2 separate regions of the Homo sapiens genome follow, and region 1 is linked to region 2. A link is a loop called in an ENCODE intact Hi-C map of the cell type or tissue named here. Cell type or tissue: PC-9. All regions are shown on one strand. Links, peaks and the distances in the headings refer to the core of each region. The heading gives the core; the rest is flanking DNA.

Region 1 (2,915 bases), core at 179-2,678, 150 kb before region 2:
TTGGCACAGAGAAGTTCCGTCTCATGTCAAAGATCACACAGCCTGGCTGGGGTAGAATCTGTATCAGGAGGCAAGTCTGCCTGACTCCAAAGATCATGCAATGCCCCTTCTCCTTTTTTTTTTCCCTTCCACCACTCTTCTGTCATGCCTTTTCCCTAGCTATTACCATTTAAAAGCAGTTGTGATTAAAAACAAAGGTCAGCTGTCCATAACTTAACTCAAATGTTCTTTCTTCCTTGCTCTTAGAGACAAATTACCATCTTCCATCATTCACGTGGACCAAGAAGGATTTAGGCTGAGATGATTATGCATAATAATCTGGGTCTCATTACAAGCTGAGCACTTGGAAGGGCCATTCTCTCAGCCCTTAAGGCAGCTGAACTTGATCATATTTTCATTTTCTTTTCTCCCTATATCCACTAAAGATCAACTGACACAGAACAAATGAAGTTACTAACAATTTACTGATTTCTTTAAAATATATATCTTCAATAAAGGAAGAACAAACAGTCAAATGACTGAAATCTAAGTACGGAATGTGAAAAATGCCACTCTCTAAAATTCTCAAAGGAAGAGAAGAAAATAAAGAGGGGAAGGAGAAAGAGAGGGGAAGGAGAAAGGGAGAAAAAGAATCGAAGGAGGGAGAGAGGAATGGAAGGAGGGAAGGAAGGGTATAGAGATCATCTGCATTAGAATCTTCTCAGGCTGGGGGTCCCTGAGCCCACTCCAGACCAACTGATTCAGAACCTCTGGGGTGGGATCCAAGACTGCATTTGCACACACTCCTCTCGTGACTATAATTTTTTTAATTCATTTATTTTTGAGACAGGGTCTTGCTCTGTTGCCTAGGCTGGAGTGCGGTAGCATGATCATGGCTCACTACAGCCTCAACCTCTCAAGCTCAAGTGATCCTCTTGGCCTCAGCTTCCCAAAGTGTTGGGATTACAGGTGTGAGCCATCATGCCTGTCCTGGTGATTGTAATTTACACCAGATTCACCTTACCCTAAGAAGTGACTTGTATATGTGTTGCTTATGGAAGTCAGAAGTTTCCCAAGTTTAAGAATTCAGCATTTAGCTCCAGGAAAAATTGGTCATAAATATGATGATGACACATATGTGAGACAATGACTGCATGAGTCCAGGAAAGAATAAAGACATTCTCCTGAGAAAGACTCCTCGTTGGAGCCTATGGGTTCTACCGGGCAGGTGACTCACCCGTTGGAGTCACAGGTGACTCAGCAACAGGGTTATGTAACAAGACCACCTTCCTTGGTGCTAATTTTAGATTTAAATAGAGAAACTATTTGAATGTCAAATTAACCTTTTTATATAGAGAGAGAAAAAGTATAACCCAATGTAAGCACAAGGTAATAAGCACAGGGCAACACATTCAAACAGATGCAAAGCACGTGGAGTGAAAAGTGAGTTTTCCTTCCAGGCCCAACCACTTCTTTCTGGCACTTCAGAAACACACTTTGTAGAACCAATCACTTGTATTTGTGTGAACTCCTCCCTGTTAATACAAAGGGAGGAAGCCCATTATACACACAGTTCTCTCCTTCACTTTTCCCAGAATAACATATCCTGGAGGCCATTCTCCACAGTACATACACATTTACATCGTTCTTTTGAACATCATCACAGTCCATGTATTTGACCAGTTCACTTTAATAAACATTTAGACTTTTTCTAATCCTTTGCTAATAGAAATGATGCTATAAGGAACACTCTTCTTCATATGGCTTTGTCCACGTCGGGGGATATATTTTTAAGATAACTCTGTGGAAGCAAAATGGCAAGGGCAAAGGATACAGGCACTTTTGAGATATTGCCAAATTTTCCCTCCCAGGAAGTTGTAGCAATTTAAACTTCTATTAATAGTATATGATACTACTTGTTTCCCCCACACCTTCACCAAAGCAGTATATTTTTGATTGTGATTTAATTTGCCACTTCGACTTCTTACTGGAGAAAGTGCTGACCAGCAAACATGAATGTAACTTGGCAGCTATATTTCTCCTGGAGAATGAATACATTGGCATTCTAATTTATCATCTTCTTATGCATTAGGTAAGTATGAATCTGTGGCCTTGACCCTCTTCAACTCTGGGTAAATTTACAAACTTTAGTTTCTGGGCCTGCTAACACAGGTGAACAGTGATGCCTCCAAGAGAGGACACATCTACAAGACTGCTGGAAGGAGTCCTCTTTTAATTTTACTCTTCCAAGTTTTAAAAATAAATTGCAAAATAATTTTTCTCTAATAAGTTAACGATTTAAAATTGTAATTCAATTAGAAATTTTTTTAAATATTATGAACCAAATTTTTCTTGCTCAAGTCTGCAAGAAGGGAGGAACTCTGTGGAACGCTTCAGATCAGACCACCTTGGCGGACATCAAAGATCTAATTCAAATGACATCTACTCACAGACTCAGTGGTCTGCTTCATGGATTCAAAAGTTAATCAAAATTCATACTACAAATGCTGTTACTAATCGCCACAGCAGCAAACTAGAACCCCTCCTTGCCCACCACTTTTACACTCCACCCCCAGAGAATAACAGACAACATGCTGTTTCTTCCAGTAATTCTTAGGATGTTATTGATGTATTGTTTATTTTTCATAGAGTCCATGCACTTAGGAGGAAACAGGGCATAATATATATGCACTTTCAGAAAACTGTTTTAATGTTATAAATAATATCCAAAACCATTAATGAGTTTTAGAGGTGGCTGCCTTGCAGCGGGGAATTACTTAAGCACTGGAAAGCCAATCAACAAATATTTATTTTGCAACTTCTGTGTGCATGCCTAAAAAATCTTATTCCATTAGTAAAATAAGTCCATCTAGAAAAATACATTAATTCAACGCATATTTACTCCACACTCACATGTTGCACCACAGCTCCAAGTG
Region 2 (2,915 bases), core at 125-2,624:
GCCCTCAGGCACAAGTGGGGATGGCTGTGTTGGACCAGAAAAAGCAACCATTGAAATTTCCAAACTGAATCTGTACTTTGATTTATTTCAGTGTGGTATAATGTATGGTATAATATATGGCAATGTTTTCCAAGTCTGACTGTACATCACAGTGACCTGGGGGACTTTTGAAAAATAGATTCCCAGGCTCCCCTCCAATTAAGACAGCAGGTCAGAAGGTTGCAACTCAGGAAGCTTTACTTAATGTCTAGAAGTTTCCCAGGATATTCTGATGCATGAACCGTACTTGAAACAATAGTCAGACATTGCTACTTATCAGCTGTGTGATTTGGGGCACTCTGAGCTTGTTTCCTCATCTGTAAAATAGCGGGGAAGTAGGGGAGTGTCACAAGGTCTTAGAAAGGACCACATGAGGGAATGAGTGCAAAATTCTTAAATGATGCCTCAGTAAGTGAAATTATGATGCTAATTACAACGAATGTCCTTAAAAAGCTACTTTTCACTTCCAATAGTCCAGCTTGCAAAACCTTCCTCTATCAGAGAAAAATTTAGTGAAAGAGTAAATGGGCTTCACACCAGGATGATAGCCTGGAAAAATCAAAAGAGACATTGAGACATTGCCCACATAGAAAGCAGGGGAAGAGCATGTTCAGTTTTTCTGAAGGTCTATATTCTTCATTCCTACTGTCCATTTCTCCTGATTAAAAGTCTCTCCCAATAGCTGAGACCATTAACAAATATAAGCCCATCAAATGGTAGCTACCCCACTTTGTAAAATTAGGCTTTTGTGTCTCTCATAGAATAATGTTCTAACACTTCACTACCTGTAATAAAGTATTTGCACCACAAGAAAAAAATGTATTTCATGACCAGCAGGCTACAACCAGCATTCTGCTTTTAGGAACCCATGCGTTTGATTGTATCCTAAGTTGGTAATGAGTCACCACTTTTGCATTTAGTTAAGGACACCAAACAATGACTCTGTGAACCTCAGCTCAGACTGCCCCTGAGTCCTCAGAAGATGCCTAAATATGGACTGTTCTGTAGCGCTTAAGGATATCAAATGACAGTATACCATGACAATCACAACTAATCGAAGTCCCCTGCAGAGTAGTTCCTCATAAAGAGATGGAGATGGAAAAGTAGGAACGTTTTTCAATGCTATGCAGAAGGAAAATAATACCTACTGACCATATTCATCCTTTCAAAGGTCTGCCCTGAAGGCAAGTTGACAACACCCAGGCTTGGTTCTCCCTTTTGGAAGAGCTAACGCTAGGAGAGTTCACCCTTGCTCCCTCTGGCGGGAATCAGCAGAACAGAGCGGGAGGCACTGTGGCATTAGGATTGCAAACCCTGGCTTCGGACACAGTGCTGCTTGAATCAGAATCTACACTGCAGCTGGGCAACTGGCTGAGGTCACATTTTTAGGCTCTGAGCTGCTTTCTCTATTTGCAAAGTGAGAATACACAGCTTCTAAGGTCATAATGCAGATCAAATTATATATAAAGCACTTAACATGTGCTCAGTAAAAAGTCATTGATCTAATTATTGTTGTACTTTATTGTCATTAATATCAAGGGAATGACAGCATAGTGAGTCTCCTAGGGATGCAGGTCAATAGATGTTGAACTGCTATTATGCAGCAGGTACTGTGCTAGGTCCTGGGTAATACCAGAGCAAACAAGATCAACACAATCTGCACCTCCAGGAAGCTTATGGTCTAGTTCAGAGGTAGGAAAAATGTGTTTTGTTTGGCCTGCACCTTGTGTATAAACACAAAACATAGAGCAAACATTTTAAACTTGGATGACTTCACACCACAGTCCAGATTTCTGGCTTCTCTTTGAAAACATCAGAAATTCTGAGAGTAAGGGAGATTTCTGTCCACATGCCAAGCCTTCTAAGTCCCAAAGCACCAACCTTCCACTGGAGAGTGGCCTGCTGGCTCTTCTCATTAAGAAAAATCTCCCTCTGGCTACACATGATGAGGGGCCTGGAGGAATTAAGAGAGATGAGGTAGCTGAGGACACAGGTCCAGGGGACCAGAACTGAAGCAAGGAAGGAGAAAGGAGACTCAGCGCTGGTTCTCTTTCACGGGGTTTTTTTGTCTCTCAGCTCAGCTCGCTCTGTTTGGCTGGACACAGAAAACCCTGGAGGAGAATTCTGATTCCAACTTGCTCTTTGCACAGTTAATTATTTGGAGCTCCCAGAAGGTTGGAGAGAACAATGACTTCCCCTGCAGTGGCAGCTGGACTAGCTTAGTTCCCTTTTCTGCCCCCAGGGGTCAGAACCCAAGGAAGGGGGGCTATTTGTTTTGGCCTTAAACCAAATCTGCCTAGAGACACAGAGCGATGCTCTGACCTGAGACCACAAAAGCTACTATTTCAATGCCTGGTAAAGCTCCTCTCTCTTGCCGTCCACAGCAGTCTACTGACGAAAAACGCGTTTTCCCTATGCAAACTGTTTACTTCTCTCCTTTGCAAATTGGAAGTAATGTAAAAAAAAAAACAAAACAAAACAAAAAAAAAAAAAAACAGAAAGAAAAGAAAAGAAAAAAACCTATATGCACAAGAATTCCATCTCTCCTTGCAAATAAGATATTTCACATTTCCTTAGGCAGATAGCATGCAGACAAGTAGGGGAACTAATTGGGATGGATCAGTGAAAACAACGAAAGCTCATTTATACACAACTTGCTAAGTGTCCACAACTTTGTTCTAATAGGGGATCCATGACAAGTCCCTCAAAAACAGAGAAACAGGAGAGAATAATTTACACTTTATAGTTGTGAGCCCTGTAACAGTAGAACAACCTTCCTGCAGTCCCAGAGAGATTGTCCCCACATCTAACCAAAACCATTACCATCAATGGTGTCCTGCATTTTGAACAGTTGTTAATGAAGTCTTGCCTGACCC

The links. Peaks named below come from ENCODE experiments on the same cell type or tissue, not always from the same donor. Only the 100,000 strongest peaks of a DNase experiment are listed, where the experiment ranks them.
Region 1: a loop joins it to region 2, with 2.8 times the contacts of the local background. A loop is called at or near these places in 6 of 110 quality-filtered maps.

Annotation. Positions count from the first base shown.
Region 1 is chr3:60,587,845-60,590,759 of GRCh38, forward strand. The region is part of intron 4 of FHIT (fragile histidine triad diadenosine triphosphatase); the gene reads right to left. Among named protein-coding and RNA genes, the nearest start is that of MIR548BB, 29 kb to the right of the region's middle. In PC-9, for the core only: no CTCF peak of the experiment used is centred there; a DNase peak (open chromatin) is centred at 1,127.
Region 2 is chr3:60,741,750-60,744,664 of GRCh38, forward strand. All of the region lies in intron 4 of FHIT (fragile histidine triad diadenosine triphosphatase), which reads right to left. Among named protein-coding and RNA genes, the nearest start is that of MIR548BB, 130 kb to the left of the region's middle. In PC-9, for the core only: a CTCF peak has its summit at 1,320 (motif pointing left); no DNase peak of the experiment used is centred there.